Regions from separate parts of the Homo sapiens genome. Here region 1 is linked to region 2. The links are chromatin loops, found by intact Hi-C in ENCODE. Cell type or tissue: heart right ventricle. All regions are shown on one strand. Each heading gives the region's core, and the rest is flanking DNA. Links, peaks and the distances in the headings are about the cores only.

Region 1 (8,499 bases), core at 374-8,373, 190 kb before region 2:
AAGTTTTTTATACTGAAAACTATAAGACATTGATGAAAGAAATTGAGGAAAACACAAATAAGTGGAAAGATAGCCCATGTTCATGAGTTGAAAGAATTAATATTGTTAGACTGTCCATACTACCCAAAGTGATCCACAGATTCAATGCAATCTCTATCAAAATCCTAACAGCATTTTTCACAGACTAGAAAAAGCAATTCTAAAATCCCTATGGAACCACAAAAAAAACCTGAATAGGCAAAGCAATCCTGGGAAAGATGAACAAAGCTGGAGGCACCACACTCCCTAATTTCAAAGTATACTAAAAGCTATAGAAATCAAAACAGCATGGTCCTGGCACAAAAACAGACATAGACTATTCATGAATTGAGAGCCCAGAAATAAATCCACCCATAGACAGTCAACTAGTATTTGACAAGAGTGCCAAGAATACACAATGAGGAAAGGATAGTCTCGTCAATAAATGGTGTTGAAAAAACTGAATGTCCACATGCAGAGAAAAAAACTGGACCACGATTTACATCACTCACAAAACTGAATTCAAAATGGATTAAAGACCTCAATGTAAGACCTGACACTATAAAATTCCCAGAATAAAACATAAGAGAAAAGCTCTTTCACACTGGTCTTGCCAGTGATTTTTTTTTTTTTTTGGATATGACATCAAAAGCACAAACAACAAAAGCAAAAATAGACAAGTGGGAGTACATTAAGCTGAAAAGCTTCTGCACAGCAAAGGGAACAACAAAATGTACAGGCAACCTATGGAATGGGAGAAAATATTTGCAAACCATATATCTGATAATGGATTAATATCCAAAATATATATGGAACACATACAACTCAATAGCAAAAATAAATACTCTCATAAATAATCTGATTTTAAAATGAGTTAAAAAAAACTTGAATAGATATTTTTCCAAAGAAGACTTACACATGCCCCATAGGTGCATGAAAAGGTGCTCAACATCAGTAATCATAAGGAAAATGCAAATCAAAGCTAAAATGAAATATCACCTCATACGTGTTACGATGATATTCTCAAAAAGACAAGAGATAATAAGTGTTGTCAAGGATGTGGAGAAAAGGGAACCCTTCTGCACTGTTGGTCGGAATGTAAATTGGTACAGCCACTATGGAAAATAGTATCGAAGTTTCTTAAATTAAAAATAGAATCATATGATCGAACACTTCTACTTCTGGGTATAGATCCAAAGGAATGAATTCAGTACCTCAAAGAGATATCTGCACTCCCATGTTTGTTTCAGCATTATTCACAGTAGCCAAGGAGGGAAAAAACAAAATTTCTGTCGACAGAAGAATGGATTTAAAAAAATGTGAAACACACACATACACACACCATACACACACACAGAGAGAATATTGTTCAGACATTAAAAAAGGAAATCCTGTTATTTGGAACAATATGGATGAAACTTGACCGCGTTATGCTAAGTGCAATAAGTCAGACAGAGAAATATAACTATTGTGTAATCTCACTCATATGTGGAATCTAAAAAAGCCAGATTCATAGAAACTGAGAGTAGAATGGTGGTGATGGGGGCTGGCTGGTGGGGGAATTGAACAGATGTTGGTCAAAGGGTACAAACTTTCAGTTTGAAGGTGGATTAACTTCTGGGGATCTAATGTACATCTTGGTGACTATAGTTACTAATATTATATTATATACTTGAAATTTGATTAGAGAATAGATCTTTTTTTTTTTTTTTTTTTTTTGAAATGGAGTCTTGCTCTGTCGCCCGGGCTGAAGTGCAGTGGCGCAATCTCGGCTCACTGCAACCTCTGCCTCCCGGATTCAAGTGATTCTCCTGCCTCAGCCTCCTGAGTAGCTGAGATTACAGGCACGCACCACTACGCCTGGCTAATTTTTGTAATTTTAGTAGAGACGGGGTTTCACCATGTTGGTCAGGCTGGTCTCGAACTCTGACCTCGTGATCCACTCGCCTCAGCCTCCCAAAGTGCTGGGATTACAGGCGCGAGCCACCATGCCTGGCCAGAGAATGGATCTTAAAAGTTCTCACCACACACACACACACACACACACACACACACACACACACACACACACACAAAATGTGAGGTAATGGGTGCGTTAACCACTTTTATTGTAGTAATCATTTTACAATATATATGTATATCAAATCATCATGTTGTACATCTTAAATTTATACAATTTTAGTTGGCGATTACACTCAATAAAGCTGGAAAAATGGAAAAAACAAAGAATAAATACAAATGGTTAATAAATATAGGTGAAAAGCAAAAGAAAGAAGTGGTTTGTTTCACTTCCATAATTGTTGTTATGATTGATTTTGCTTCTAAGTTTTACTGTTTTCTTGTGTAAATGTCATTAGAGTCCCAGATAGAACTTCTGCTCTGACATGGCCTCCTCTCCAAGCCTGGTGACCTGGACTGGAAAAGCCCGTCAGAAGTCCCAAGATCCCCGGGATTTTTTTGTTTAATCATGGAGCAAGTGAGACTTTTTCTGCATCTCATCAAACCCTGACAGCTTTCTAGAATCAAATCTATCTCCCAAGTAGAAAAAGCCCCAAATCCACATGAAAGTGAAGGTGAACAAACAATATCATTTCACTCTCTTCCTTCTTTTCTCCCTCTTTCTTTTTTTGTTTTTTCCAACAAAACATTTTTTTATATTTTCATTACACAAATGGTACGTATCAATGTAGATAAATCAGAAAGTAAAGATTTGAATATATCTGTACAAGGTAATAATATGCAGCTGTTGAAAAGCATATTTTTTTAAAAAACATAAGGCAGATCTATGTGTATTGACATAGAAAGATGTTCATGACATACTATTTAGTGAAAAAAGCAGGTTACAGCACAGTGTATACAGTGTGATCCTATTTATATTAAAATATACACATGCATATATGTTTATATGTGCATACAAATGTCTGGAAAATATATATACCAACCTGTTCACAATGGTCCTCTCTGGGGAATGGGGTGGTCAGAGGGAAAGCCTCTATATACTTTTGTTGGGTTTGAATTTTTACGACAAGCCTGTATTATTCTTATAATTAAAAAAAAATTCTAAGAAAGTAAAAGAAAAAGTAAAGGCAAGAAAAGAGCCAGTATGGATATTTCTATGTTGAAATAAAAATATCAATAAGCCAAAAAAAGTAAAAAAGGCAATGCATAATCTCTATTCCCTCTCAAGGCAATCATTGTTAATATTGTGCTGCATGACTCAATCTGTTTTTATCCATGTAATATATACATCATTTTTATTTACATAAAATAAATTATATTATACATACAATTTTCTTGTAACTTGTGTTTCTCACCTAGTGATATCTCATGAACACCTTTCCAAGTTGATGAGAAGACACCTATCTTATTATTTTAAATAAATGTATATTTACTTAGGTTGTTTCCTTTTTATACCCTTATTAAAAACAAGACTACTGCAAACATCCCTGACCAGTTATATCTTTCCACACATTGTGTCTTTAGGATAAGTTTTTTAAAGTGACACTGCTGAGCACAGAGATGTGCAATATTTGTTAAGGCTTTTACTCCATGACACCAAGTTGCCTTCCAGAAAAGCCTTGCCACCGCTCCCTCCCATAGCCGTGTGTCGGCAGGCCTGATCTCTGCTTTATCTGTCCCCTCCATGAGTTAGTTCTCGTTGAAATTTTTGTTCATTTGGTAGTTGAAAACAATATAATCTCTGTGTGGTTTTAATTAGCATTCCCTTGATTACTACTAAGGCCGAACATTTCTTAATGTTCCTAGTAATCTGTTTGTCTTTTCATGAATTGCTTGTTCATGCATTTTTCCTATCTTCCCACTGGAGCGTTTGTCTTTTTCCTATTGATTTGTAAAAGCTCCCTATATATTAAGGATATTAGTCACTGTCTTTCAGATGTGTGGTCATTTTCCAAGTACATTATTTTGGCTTTTAAGTTTATCAATAGTTTTTTTTTTTAATGCACAAAAGATTTTAAATTTTGAGTCAAATTTATCAGTCTTTTTCCTTTATAGTTTCTGTGCTTGGTATTATATTTGGAATATCCTCCCCACTCCAAGCCTATACAAATAGGTACCAATATTTTCTTCTAGTATGACATTGCACTCTTCAATCCACCAGGATGTAATTTGAGGGCATGGTGCAAGGTGGAAGTTTCAATGTCCTTTTTAGAAATGGCTAGCTAGCTGTCCCAACAATCTCACTGATGGTCCCTTCACTTCGGTTCTGTTGGGAATGCTATCTTTATCTCATCTACTGAACAACTCTTGCACTGGGGTATGTTGCAGGACTTGCTCTCCTGTTTCTGCCATTTGGTTAAGACTAGAGGTTTGGAGGCAGCTCTTGGGTTTCTCCAGAGCTGTGAGTCACACTGGCCCTAAGTGTGTGCACTAGGGGTGGAGAGGTAGCTACAGGAGACAGGCTCCGAGGGGGTTGAATGTACAGCCATACATCCAGAAATGAACTTCTCCAAATGTAGCTCACCCTGGTACCAAACCTCCAAAGTGCTAGCCATTGCCCAGCTAGCCCCCAAAGCCCGCAGAGACAAAAACTCTCTCCTCTGGCTGGCGCTGGAAGCCTCTAGGTGGCACTGCGGAGCCGTTCTGTGCCGCCTGGAGGGCACAGGCTGGGATACGCTCCGGGGCTCTTTGGGCACCCTGGTCGTCGTGGGGCTCCAGGAACCTGGGCAATGGGATGCAGGGAGAGGTTGCTGGTGGTGAGGACACCAGCTTGGTTTCGCCGCAGTCCTTGGCACGGAACTACACGCCGCCTTCTTTAAAAGGGCAGGTGTGGCTGAGGCTCCACGGACAAGGCCATCATGAAGGAGTCACAGCCGAGGCTCTTTATAAATCACCCCAACAGCAGCAGGAAGGACAGTTCGCTGGCTAGTTCGCCTGCCAGCTGACCTTGAGAACTAGGCCAGACAGGCGAAGGGCGGGGCGCCGGAAAGGGCTGGGATTGGTAAGGACACTCAGCAGATGCTCTTTCAGGTGCTCAAGGCAGTGCCTCTGTCTTCACAATTTGTGTTAGATAAGGTCTTTCACAGCCAGGACCGCCTGGGGGTAAGGCAGCTCCAAGCAAAATCATCTCCATTTTCTACATGTCTAAGGAGAGACCTTGGTACACAGCTCAAGAACAGTTTGTTCAACGAACAAGTGGGAAAAACTCTTGTAGGAACTTAAGCAAGTTTCTGTCCCTCTCTGATACTGTCTTTTCTTACCGGACAACTATAAAGTCATGCCAAATATGAGGATTTAAAAACAGGATTGTGCTGTGAGTGCATCCAACTGAGGCTCAGGGAAAAGCATTCCAGTTGGGAAGATCTAGCATGTTCTCAGGAGTGTATCCAGGCACAGGTTTCAGTGTGGCTGGCAGTCTAGGGTGCATGTTAGCAAGGGGTGGGAAGCAGGCTAGGAGAAGAAGGCGGGAGTCTGATCCATGCTGGATGCAGGGTTCAGGGGCTTGCTCCGCCTTCAGGTCCCAGTAAGGGCTGACAGCAGGAAAGAGCAGATTAGTCCTCTCTTTGCAAAATGCTTTGAAAGGTTGCCTCTGGCTGCAGCAGGGAAAGTGTGTTGGGAGGCGGGAGGTGCAGGGGTAAGAGCAGCTGGAGGCTGTTGCTGCCCTCCAGGCAGGAGATGAAGGTAGCTCTCCTTGGACTTGAGATATACTTTGGAGGTAGCCCTAGGATTTATTGATTGATAGAATTTGTAGGGTAAGGAAAAGAGAAGCATTAAGGATGGAATCTAGATTTTGTCCCAAATGTGGCAATCTCTCTCTCTCTCTCTCTCTCTCTCTCTCTCTCTCTCTGTCTCCATATAAGTATATGTGTAAAATAGTAAAATACGTATATTTTAATGTGAAAGAATAAATCAAAAAGTAACAAAAATGTGCTGCCTGTAGGTGAAGAGAAAGAGAGAATAGAGAATGGGGAGAGGAAACAGAGATGGAAGCTAAATTTCTTTTGTTTTATACTTTGGAACTTACAGCCATTTAATATTTCATACAATTTAAAAACAAAATCAAATCAAAGAGAAAAAAACAATCCCATAAAGCTGAAAACAAATTCAAATAAATGAATCTTTCTGTATATCAAGTTGATGGCATAATCATACAAAACAGAATAATTTGAAGACTTTTGAAACATAGTGTTTTGACTGTATATCCCTGGTGGAATATATATTGAAGACAAACAGAAAGAAATGTTAAATTACATTTAGTTTTTTGTTAGTAGTTATGATGGTATTGTTATTTCAGCACACATAATATTAGAATAAAACAAATGATATATATGTTAATGCCATTAGGAAAAATGATTTTCAGCATAAGAGAAAAATGATATCCATTACAGATAAAAGATATTAAGTAAAATGCACTATAGTCTTTTTCATTAATTGAAATTTTCAGTATGAACTCCTTAGTTTTTGCTCTCCAAAAGGTGTAATTTTTCTAGCTCTGTCCACTGAAAAGACAAAGATATAATGCAAGCCAGTAATAAAGAACATTCCTAATGCCCAGCTAGTGGTCTTTAAATACTATTTCTCATTGAAACACGCCAGAGCTCCTTGAAAATGGTTTATTCCAGGTCTCTGGAAGAAAATATGCAAGATGAGCTGAAGATCTATTGTGCTGCCTAAAATTACCAAATATTACTAGAGTCAAGGCTAAATGACATAGGAGGAAATTTACTGATAAAGCCAGAATTCCTTTTTGCAGACAGACCTTTTTTGCTGAGAACAACTAGAATAGCTAAACAAGATTTGGGGGGAAAAAATACATTTGAAGACAGTAGGGAGCTACCAATGCAGCAAGGACTAAAGAGACCAAGATGCCAGAAAAGAAGGGAGACAGAGAGGTGAGCCTGACATTTGACACAACTTTTCTACTAAAAGCTTTTGCCAATTCCAAGCAGTGGCTAAGAGGCCAGGGGGCTGAGTAGATTTCCACAGTCTTTTGAGGTTGGAGGGACGAACATTGGCAATTAGGGCCCACCAAGGAGCAGATCTTGTAAACAGGTTTTAGGTTGGGATCCCTTAAAGGGCTACAACTAGGATTAGGAGTGAAGAAGAAAGTTACTAATTCTTGCAAAGATTGAAGCCCAGCCTTGAATAAGCTCACGATTTCCTTAGATTTAGGTGATCTGCTCCTACCCTTATTACCTGTGAGAAGGCAGAGTAAATTCTCTTCAAGAAGACATCGTCTGGCTCCTCAGATTATCTTTTGATATATGCATAAACAAAGTCTAGTATTTAATTAAAAATTATCAAGCATACCAGGAAACAAAATCACATGTCCCAAAACCAAGAGAAAAAAATAAATGATAAAATCTTATCCATACAAGATACAGCTTTTAGACTTGTCAGACATGGGCTTTAAAATAACTATGATTAGTAGGTTCCAGAAATCACATGGCTAATTAAAGATTATCAGGAGAGAACTAGGAGTCATATAGAAAAATTAAATGGAAATTCCAGTACTGAAAGATAAAGTAACTGAAAAAACTGTTTGATATATGAGTTTAGCAGCAGATTAGACATAGCTGAAGGAAGGTCAATAAGCTGGAAGATAAGTTAAAAGAAAAAAATCATACCGAAACATGGGCAAGAAGAGGCTGAAAAGTACAGAGAGGTGTATAAAAGACACATGGGCGACAGTTAAAAGTTATGTATATTGGCTTATGTCAGGTGGATAGCCTGCATTCACTCACCTCTTAATTAATTGTGGGAAATTCCTTGAAGAATTCAAGACTCTCCTTCCTATGTACTGTCTTAAGGGAAATTGTCGTCAATGAACTCCTATGATAATTCCGTCATTCCATGGTGTAAGAGGATTGCAGTCTGCATGCACGGAATTAAAATTGGAAGCAAGTATTGACATCAAGTGGAAATAATAATCTTGAAAGAAAAGAAGAAAGAAGGAAGGAAGGAAGAAAGGAAGGGACGGAGGGAAGAGGGAATGAGAAATAAAAGAAAAAAGAGAGGAAGGGACAAAGGAGAAAGGGAGAAAAGAAGGAAGAGAAGCTGGGAGGAAGGGAGGGTGGGAGAAAATGGGAGGAAGGGAGGGTGGGAGAAAATGGGAGGAAGGGAGGAAATAAGCAAACCCATCTGCTGCAGTACAGCATCTACCAGCTGGAACACAAGACACAGGCACTTTTTTTTTTTCATAAGTTCTGGGATACATGTGCAGACTGTGCAGGTTTGTTACATCGGTATACATGTGCCATGGTGGTTTGCTGCACCTGACAACCCGTCATATAAGTTTTAAGCCCCACATACATAAGGTATTTGTCCTAATGCTCTCCCTCCCCTTGCCTCCCATCCCCCGACAGGCCCCAGTGTGTGTTGTTCCCCTCCCTGTGTCCAAGTGTTTTCATTGTTCAACTCCCACTTATGGGTGAGAACATGTGGTGTTTGGTTTTCTGTTCCTGTGTTAGTTTGCTGAGGATGATGGCTTCCAGCTTCATCCATGTCCCTGCAAAGGACACG
Region 2 (8,499 bases), core at 345-8,344:
CTTTTATAATTCCAGAATTCTTTTAAAGAAATGCTCTGAGAAAGAAGCGAACATAAGACAGACAGCAGTGAGCACAAAATCCCTGCCAGGAGCCTTCACAATGAGACAGGGTCATGCTGCCACCATCTTAGAGAAAAACAAAATGCAAACGTTTCCTTCACTGGAGGTGAGGGGGAGGGAGAAGGAGGAGGGGAGTAGAGGTGAGCTAGAGGGACTTGTTTTTAGGAAGGAGGCTGGAGAGTGGGGGGCAAGGAGAGACACTGGAGGGATGTCAGGAAGCCTCAAACTAAAAAAATTAAAAATAATTAAATAATTAGAAAAAGATAAATTAGCCATCTCCCTCCTATAGCCTAGCATTGCATTTATAATAAACACATTACTAGAGAGAAGATTCTGAGAAAAGGCATTAGAGGCCATCTTCTTAAACAGTCTTTTCCGATGGGATCAAGCAGTAACCTAAAACCTTGCCAAGTCAAATACTTACCGTTCCGAGGTAACCTAAGAGTGAAAACTGAGGGGAAGCAGGGAAGCCCTGTAAAATTTAGTCTGAGACCAAAGAAGTAGTGAGAGGGCGGGCGGGAAGGGTGGCGCGAGGTGGGCGGGGGTGGGGGGGAGGAGAAAAAATCCTGCAAGGATTAGCAGAAGTGCCTGTTTCAGTTACATGCCGCGTCCACGTCCACGCGCAGAGCCGCGCACTGGCACATTCAGCGCCCTGCACAGAGCTCCCAGCGCCGGGCACTGAACTTTACTGGAGCCTTCAGGTTAAACAGGATAGAGAAGAAGGGTCACCCCCACTCCGGTCTTGTAGGGCTGAGGTGGGAACTTTTTTGTAAAACCTTTCACAAAAAAGAGAAGGAAGAGGCCAGGTGCAGGCGCAGAGCCCTCTTTCTTTGGAGACACCTCGTTGCTAATTAGCATTGGTTTGGCAAAATATTGCACTTCATCTTGGACTAGGAGAAAATGAGCGCTTTTGAAAAGGGCAAAGGTATGGCTCCTTCTTCCTCCTTCCTCCAGCGCTGTCAGCACTCGGCCTCAGCACTTTCTACCGAAGAGGTTCTTTCTATGGTTTTCCGGCAGAGTAATGAATTCAGGGAAATACAGCCGAAAAGAGAAGGGGCAAAGCCTTAAAAACAAAACCACAACAACCATAAAAGCCTTTATTTGAATTATAGAAGGAAGGAAGGAGAAGGAGAAAAAGAAAGAAAAGAAATCTAAAGGGAATAAAATGGGCTTCGCAGGTCGCCCCCAGGATTCCGTGGGTTTGCACCTCGGGACCGCACCGCGGGGGTGAAGGTGAAGACCTAGTGTATGGCCCCACGATTCCAGGAGACGAAGGAGAAATCGGAGACACCCACCAGACTTTGTAAGAAAACTTTTAATGACTGTGTGCCAGTCAGTGCGTTTTTAAACTTGTTCAGTGTTCGTGACTCCTTGCCCAAGCAAAGTAATCCCCCAGACCCCGGCCGCCACCTCTCCCCCACGCCCTGCCCGGGAGAATCCAGCTGGTCTCCCCACCCTCTCAGACCCCCTTCGGTCCCCACTCCTAGCCCCAGCCGATCGAGAATCTGGCGGTGGAAATTCCAGGCGCCGCCCCTCCCTCCCCCGGCCTGAACTCGGAGTTTGGGCGCCTTTGCCCCTTCCCCTCCCTTCCAGAGCCCTCTCCCGCCCAACCTGTAAGCCGGACTAGCTGCTCTGCAGTGTCTGCCGCCCCCACCCCCAGCACAGGTCGCAGCGCCCGGCATCCTCCCACGCTTCCCTCCTGCCCTGCTCGCCGCCGGCCCCCGGCCCCCGGCCTCCTCCCGCTCGGCAGTGGCTAGCAGCGGGGGAAGTCCCGCCTGCGGCTCCCAGACCCCAGCCCTTTGCAGCCTCTCTGAGTCCCCCATCGCCGCCTCTGAGCTCTCCCGTCGCCCTCCCGCCAATCCCTACTCGGTTTTGCTGCCTTCTATCCCTCCACCCCCAGCAACGCCCAGCTCCCAAGCCTCTTGGCCGGCCCGCCCTGCGACCCCCCAGTTCCCCGCTTACGGACCTTGGGATCTCCGCTGCCGCCGCCGTCGCTGCCACCGCCTGCTGTGCCCGACCCGCCGCTTGCCTCTCTCTGCCGTTCGCCCTGGGACGGGCGGACGGAGCTCGGCTCCGGCGGGCTCAGACCTCCCTGCTCGATTCTCGGGCGCGGGGGTCTGTGCTCCGCCGCCCGGGATCTGCCCGGGAGCCGTCCTGGAGCCCCAGGGCCGCGGCGAGCGGGCTCTTGGCCCGGCTAGGGAGAGGCCACTGCGTTGCGCTCTGGTAAGGGCCGCCGCGGCCGCCGCGAACTTAACTTTCACAGAGCAGGTCGCAGCCCCGCTGCTCCCTCCGCGTCAGTTCGGTCCGCGCTGCCTCAGCGCGGCCGCCCTTGCGGCGTCCGGCTCGGCTTGCTGTCCCCGGGCGAATCGCCTGACTCTCCCGCTCGGGTGCCGGCTCCCTCCGCATCAGGCCCCGACGGGACAGGGATCCTCGGGCTGCCGCGCACCACGGGAACGCTTTGTACTTGGATGCCCAAAGCTAATTCTCTGTGCTCTCTCGGCCTTGAGAACCTCCACGTTTAGAGGGCCGGGACAGAATACTACCACCCCCAGGCTTGCGGGGAATTTGGGAGCAGGGATGTTCAATATGAGGGCACTGTCCATAGATTCTCTATTCGGGGAGCTCAAAAACTAACGCCCTAGGGGTTGCAAGTCTCTGCACACTGGGTAGGGAGAAGAAGGGGTGGCTTACCAGAATTCCGGAGCTTCTTGTTCTTCGTCACAGCCAAAATGACCATGGAGTTGCCGATTAGGTCTACAACGATGGTGATAACCATCGCGCAGAACATAAAGATGATTAGAGCCGGTGGGTATTCTGGCTGGGGTAGCTTACAGCCAATACAGCCATAGGGGGTGGGAACCGCTAGGGTGGGCCCCATGTTGCTCCTGGGGATCGTTAAGATCTCCCAGCAGGCTCAGGATCAGCAGCCAGGTCCAGACAGCAAACACCTGTTCTGTCACCAGGAGCTCCAGGAAAGCGTGCCTCCCTCTCTGAGAGTCAGAGAGCAAATGACAGCATCCCGCCCCTCTCCGATGAGCTTTTAAAGCCTCAAGAGGCGGCTAGCCCCACCCCAAATCCCTCCCCCCGACCAATCAGACCTCCCTGAATACCCCCCCCTTGGCTACCCCCTCTTATTGGACAAATCCACATTGAGGTGTCATCTTGCTTCCGACTGCCTTGTATGTACTTCCTCTCTAGCCAGCCTGCCCTGCCTCTCAATCTCCCAGGTACCTTGCAAGCATCATGACTAGCTCGGAGTCCACCCCACACCCCCTCCACCAGCCCCTGTGCATTCGTTTCTAGCAAGTTCTTCTCCCTCTCTCCTCCAGTGCAAACACCTGGCAAAGAGATGTAGATTGCAGAGCCGGAGCACAGAGTCTTTCATAGGATCCAGTGCTAGACCAAGCCAGTCCACAGCCCCCAGCAGGGTATAGGGGATAGCCGGTGGCCCCTTGAACGCTAGATGCTTGCCTCTGCAAGTATCCTTGTGAGGTCCATCCCACGCCCCATGCCCTTGCCTGTCTAGAGCCTTCTGTGTCCCGCGGGGAACAGGGGACTACTGCTGGGAGCTCCCACCCCCAATCTGGGTCCCTAATCCCTAGGGAACTTAACCCCGCTCCCTTTCTCGCCAGGAGCCTCTTGGCTCCCTTAGCGGCAGCTGCGAGTAGCCGCTCAGTCCGGTCCAGGTCTTGCACTCTCCATAAAGAGATGTACCCTGCGCCCGACTCTGGAAGTGGGGAGCGGGTCTGCACCCTGGGACCTAGGGAAGGCATTGGTGGCCACTCGGTCCTCAGTTTGGGGGCGAACGGGAGCGGGAGCTCGTCTCCTTTCCAGCTGCCGGCAGCCAGGCGGCGGAAGCCAAGGGACGCTTTGGGAAAAAGTAAAACAGGCAATAAAGCTCTTCTCTTGGGTCCCCGCTTCTCAAGGAAACTCAGGACGAGAGGCTCTGACGCCTCTCCCTCTCGGGATGCTCGGCATTCTCTACTGAGCGGCACGGGGCAGTCAGGAAGGCTGAAGGAGCTGCGCCGCAGCCGCGGGAAAGGTGCGGAGGTGTCACGCGGCTAAACCAAGAAGCCTCTGGCTGACCGGCGATCCCTGCCTCAGTCAGGATTCCTCTCGGTCTTTCTCCTTTCCCATGCCCTTCTGGGGTTCTCGTTTCGACCCCATCCCTCTCAGGCCTCCCCCCTCGCCCTCCACACCGCGGATCTCTGTCCCCGTGCGTCACAGTTCCCCTGCGGTGCGCCCAGGATCTCGCTCCGCGGGGACCACGGAAAATTCGAATATTCGGGCAAAACTAAAGGGGCGTGATTCGGACACTCGTTCCCTCAATAACCTTGGTCACGGGAATGGATTTCTGCCGGCTACTAAAAGTTACGGCTCCTGTCGAGAAGCCTTTCAAAATCTCAGTAAACACCTTGAAACTTGTTCCAGACTAGTCTTCTTGCCACAGTAGGGGAGAGGGGTTGCACTGGCCGGGAGCGCCATCGTCTGGACACAGCAGCCCTCTTGCCCCGGGGTGGGTGGGGGGACGGACAAGGCGGGGTAGGTAGTAGGGGCCTGTTACGCGACGAACTTCAACATTCAGATACCTTTAACGAAAAAAACAGACACTGTTGAAAACCAAGATTGCACACACTGTCTCTAGCTATAAAGCCTAAACTGGAAATGTGTCTCCTTGTTTGAAAATGAAGCCCCCACCCCAATCCTGCGGCTTTCGCGTCTGTGAACTGAATCCGGCGCGAATTACAATCTCCCGCCTGGAGGCTTTTCACATTCATTATCTCACTGCCCCTCGCTGGCTGGAACTCCCGGCCGCGCGCGCTCGCATTTTTTTCCGTAAGTGCAGACAGTGAAGGGGCTCCGCTGTCCTCCCCACACAGCTGTGCGCCCTGTAAAGAGGCTGTCAGTCAAAAGCCCGTCCGCGCAGTGGAGTATTTTGTAGGATGCACATCAGGCTGTTCTTGCTGGTTCCCCGAGAGTTTGGATCCCTTCACTTGTGGGAAGGGGCGATTTTGAATTCAAATAAGTAAACAAAATACATTTGAAGGAAAAAACGAAACACACCTTCTAGTGACTTAAGACACTAGACTCCCCCTGCCCCAAACAAACCTGTAAGGAGAGCTTGCAAACCTTGCAGGCATTGCTACACTCCAGTGTACTGCACTTCTGAGATGAGGTGGCTAGAGCCCCCGGGAATTCCCCGCGGATGTGGCCTGAACATCCCTGGGATTGAGGAGCAGGCAGGAGAGCAAGGGTGAGCTGACTCCCTGGCCCCTACCCCTGCTTGGACACTACTTGACTGTGACCTGGTGGGACTTGGTTTTTCAATACTAGACAAGTGGAAAAGGTGAATATTTTAATGATCTAGGGGGACAGAATTATGTATCCGGTTAAAATAATTTTCTTATTTTTATGAACTCGTCTTAATAAAGATTCTGAACATGGCCCCAGTACTAAGAAAATCAGATATTGACAAAAAAATTAGCCGGGCGTGGTGGCGGGCGCCTGTAGTCCCAGCTACTAGGGAGGCTGAAGCAGGAGAATGGCGTGAACCCGGGAGGTGGAGCTTATAGTGAGCCGAGATCCCGCCACTGCACTCCAGCCTGGGCGACAAAGCAAGACCCCGTCTCAAAAAAAAAAAGAAAAAAGAAAATCAGATATTGAATCAGTTATAAGGATACATATGAGGGAGAAAATCGGTCCCTGTTTGCAAAGGCAAAACAAGTCTCGTGCAGTAAGTTCAATTGCTTTGGAAGAGTTAAGGGGGAGTCCTTTATTGGATAGAGTGTAATGTGCATGGTTTAAGATTCCACTGGATTTTTAATTAAGTCTCTTTCTAAAAGGCTTGTTAGGAAGCCCTAAATAACTGGAGTGGACATAAACCCTTTATTTGAGATTTTAAAGCTATTAAGATATCCAATCCAAATAGAGGAAACCTGGAATATTCCCAGAGGAATGAGAGGGCAAGTGAGCAGTTTCTGCTCAGGAATGGGTAATCCTTCTGAGCACATGAGGGTACTGCCTGCATCTTCAGTTCCCTGATTTACATCGGCAATGATGGAAGGTTACCTTTTATCAAACGTTCTAAGCTCTCTGTTTAACCCTCCAGCACTATAATAATGCCTTGCTTGTAACTAGTGAGTACAGTTTTAAATAAGCATATTATAGTTTTCAAAAGTTCATTGGGAAAATGTTTTCTCACAATGTCATTAAATAGATAAGAAAACTGAGGCCCCAGAGAGGTGAAAGAACTTGTCCAAGGTCATGCCAAGGCTTAAATCCAGGCTGGATTCCCTCTCAGCTCAAGGTCTTTCTCCCACAACCCAGCTTCATCAGACAGTGGTTTTTGTTTGTTTGTTTGTTTTGTTTGTTCGCTTGTTTTTGTTTTTTTGTTGTTGTTTTTGTTTTTGTTTTTTTGAGATGGAGTCTTGCTCTGTCGCCCAGGCTGGAGTGCAGTGGCGCGATCTCGGCTCACTGCAAGCTCTGCCTCCTGGGTTCACGCCATTCTCCTGCCTCAGCCTCCCGAGTAGCTCTGGGACTACAGGCACCTGCCAACACGCCCAGCTAATTTTTTGTATTTTTAGTAGAGGCGGGGTTTCACAATGTTAGCCAGGATGGTCTCGATCTCCTGATCTTGTGATCCGCCCGTCTCCGCCCCTCAAAGTGCTGGGATTACAGGTGTGAGCCACCGCGTCCGGCCAAGACGGTGTTTTGCTCTGGGTCTTAATAGTGTGGACTTTGTGTTCTCTTTTTTGTTGCTGTTGTTCTGGTTTTTGTTTGTTTGCCTGTTTTTATTGAGATGTAATTCATATACCTCATATACCATAATATTCACCCTTTAAAGTGTAGAATTCAGTAGTTTTTTGTATATACACAAAGTTGTGCAATCATCATCACTATCTAATTTCAGAACATTTTCAACACCCCAAAAAGAACCCTCATACCAATTAGTAGTCACTCCAGACTCCCCGCCACCTTCCAGCTCCTAGAAACCATAAATCTGCTTTCACTTTCTATGGACTTGCCTATTCTGGACATTTCACCAAAACAGAATCTCACAATATGTGGCCTTTGCATCTGGCTTTTTTCCCTTAGCATAATGTTTTCAGGTTCATCAATGTAGTAGCATAGGTCAACACTTCATTCCTTTTTATGGCTGAATAATATTCCATTGTATAGATACACCACATTTCATTTACTCATTCATTGGTGGATGCTTGAGTTCTTTCCACTTTTGACTATTGTGAATAATGCTGCTATGAACATTTTGGGCTCTCTTTTAGCCCCAAGCAACCCTGGTCCAAGTTAGACAGGCAGAGGGCCTCTTAGTGCCAGCTCACACCTCCCGTCTCCCCCAGGTGGAGCTGGACAGCCAGCCAAGGCCTGTTCCAAGCACTCCAACTTTCTCTGGCCAATGCTTCTCTCAATTTATTAGATCATTTGTTAAAGCTACATGGGACCATTGGTTGATACTCTAATGTATAAGACTAGCAAAATGAGAATTTGATGCAAACCCAATAAGAATGAAAATGTCTTTCAGCTTGAATACAAGCAGAACATTCTCAATTTGTTTCCACATGTTTGGAGACAACTACCTCTTCATAGGAAGTTACATAGGAGCCTCTTGGCTGCTTCACCCATCCAGGCCCTGCCCCTCCTGCTCCTCCCATCCCAGCAGCTTAATGAAGTGGGACTACATTTGACTCAATTCTTGAAAGTAAAAACAAGCCCAGAACCCAGCTTTACTACTAGTCAGATATGTGACCTTGGGCAAGTTACTTAGCGTCTCTGTGTCTCAGCCACCTCACTATAAAATGCAGATAATCACAGTGCCTCATCATAGGGTTGATAGGAAAGTTAAATGAGATAATGCATATAAGCACTGAGAACACTACCCAGAACAGAAAAAGCATTCAAAAACCACTGGCTATTATCATGATTATTATCCTGAAAGTTTCTAATACTCTGTCTAGACTCTACTCTGTTGCACTTCCATTGAGAACAGGGGCTCTCTGCGATATCAGGAGACTCTGCACCTAGCACACCCAGGCTCCAATTCCTGGCAGAAGCCAACCAATGGGCACACACTAGCATCCCAGGCCCCTGTGAGTGTGTCAGATGGAAAGGGACATACAGAGTGACTTGCCTTTTCACTGCCCCCCACAACCCCCGAGATGCTTCACTGACACAGTTTGTATCTTTTTCCACAAGAAAGAACAATCAAATTCCTTTACATCGTTTCAGTATGAAAGTAGGAAGTATGGTTGGCCTAGAAATAGGTGAGATCCCAAGTGCATAGGTGGCTGGGAGAGCTCAGGCAGGAGAAACTGGGTTTCAACGGAGCGTGGGGCCAGTCCAGGCTAAGGGAGCTCTGGTTCCAGGTCGAAAGTGGGGCCAAGACTCCAATGGTAAGGTTGAATCTTCAAAGGAACTGAGTAG

Evidence for each region. Peaks named below come from ENCODE experiments on the same cell type or tissue, not always from the same donor. Only the 100,000 strongest peaks of a DNase experiment are listed, where the experiment ranks them.
Region 1: it touches region 2 in a loop (2.8-fold over the local background); 2 of 110 quality-filtered maps call a loop at or near these places.

Annotation. Positions count from the first base shown.
Region 1 is chrX:151,356,543-151,365,041 of GRCh38, reverse strand. No RefSeq gene overlaps it. Among named protein-coding and RNA genes, the nearest start is that of VMA21, 36 kb to the left of the region's middle. In heart right ventricle, for the core only: a CTCF peak has its summit at 4,601 (motif pointing right); no DNase peak of the experiment used is centred there.
Region 2 is chrX:151,171,161-151,179,659 of GRCh38, reverse strand. It overlaps GPR50 (G protein-coupled receptor 50), which reads right to left and starts at 3,076. Exons shown (of 2, transcript NM_004224.3): 1 at 2,752-3,076. The coding sequence starts at 2,938. GPR50-AS1 (GPR50 antisense RNA 1) reads left to right here and starts at 1,824. Exons shown (of 3, transcript NR_135300.1): 1 at 1,824-2,283; 2 at 2,785-2,865; 3 at 3,390-4,462. RefSeq lists enhancers at 3,443-4,411, 4,412-5,381. In heart right ventricle, for the core only: no CTCF peak of the experiment used is centred there; no DNase peak of the experiment used is centred there; H3K4me3 peaks cover 557 bases; H3K27me3 peaks cover 5,211 bases.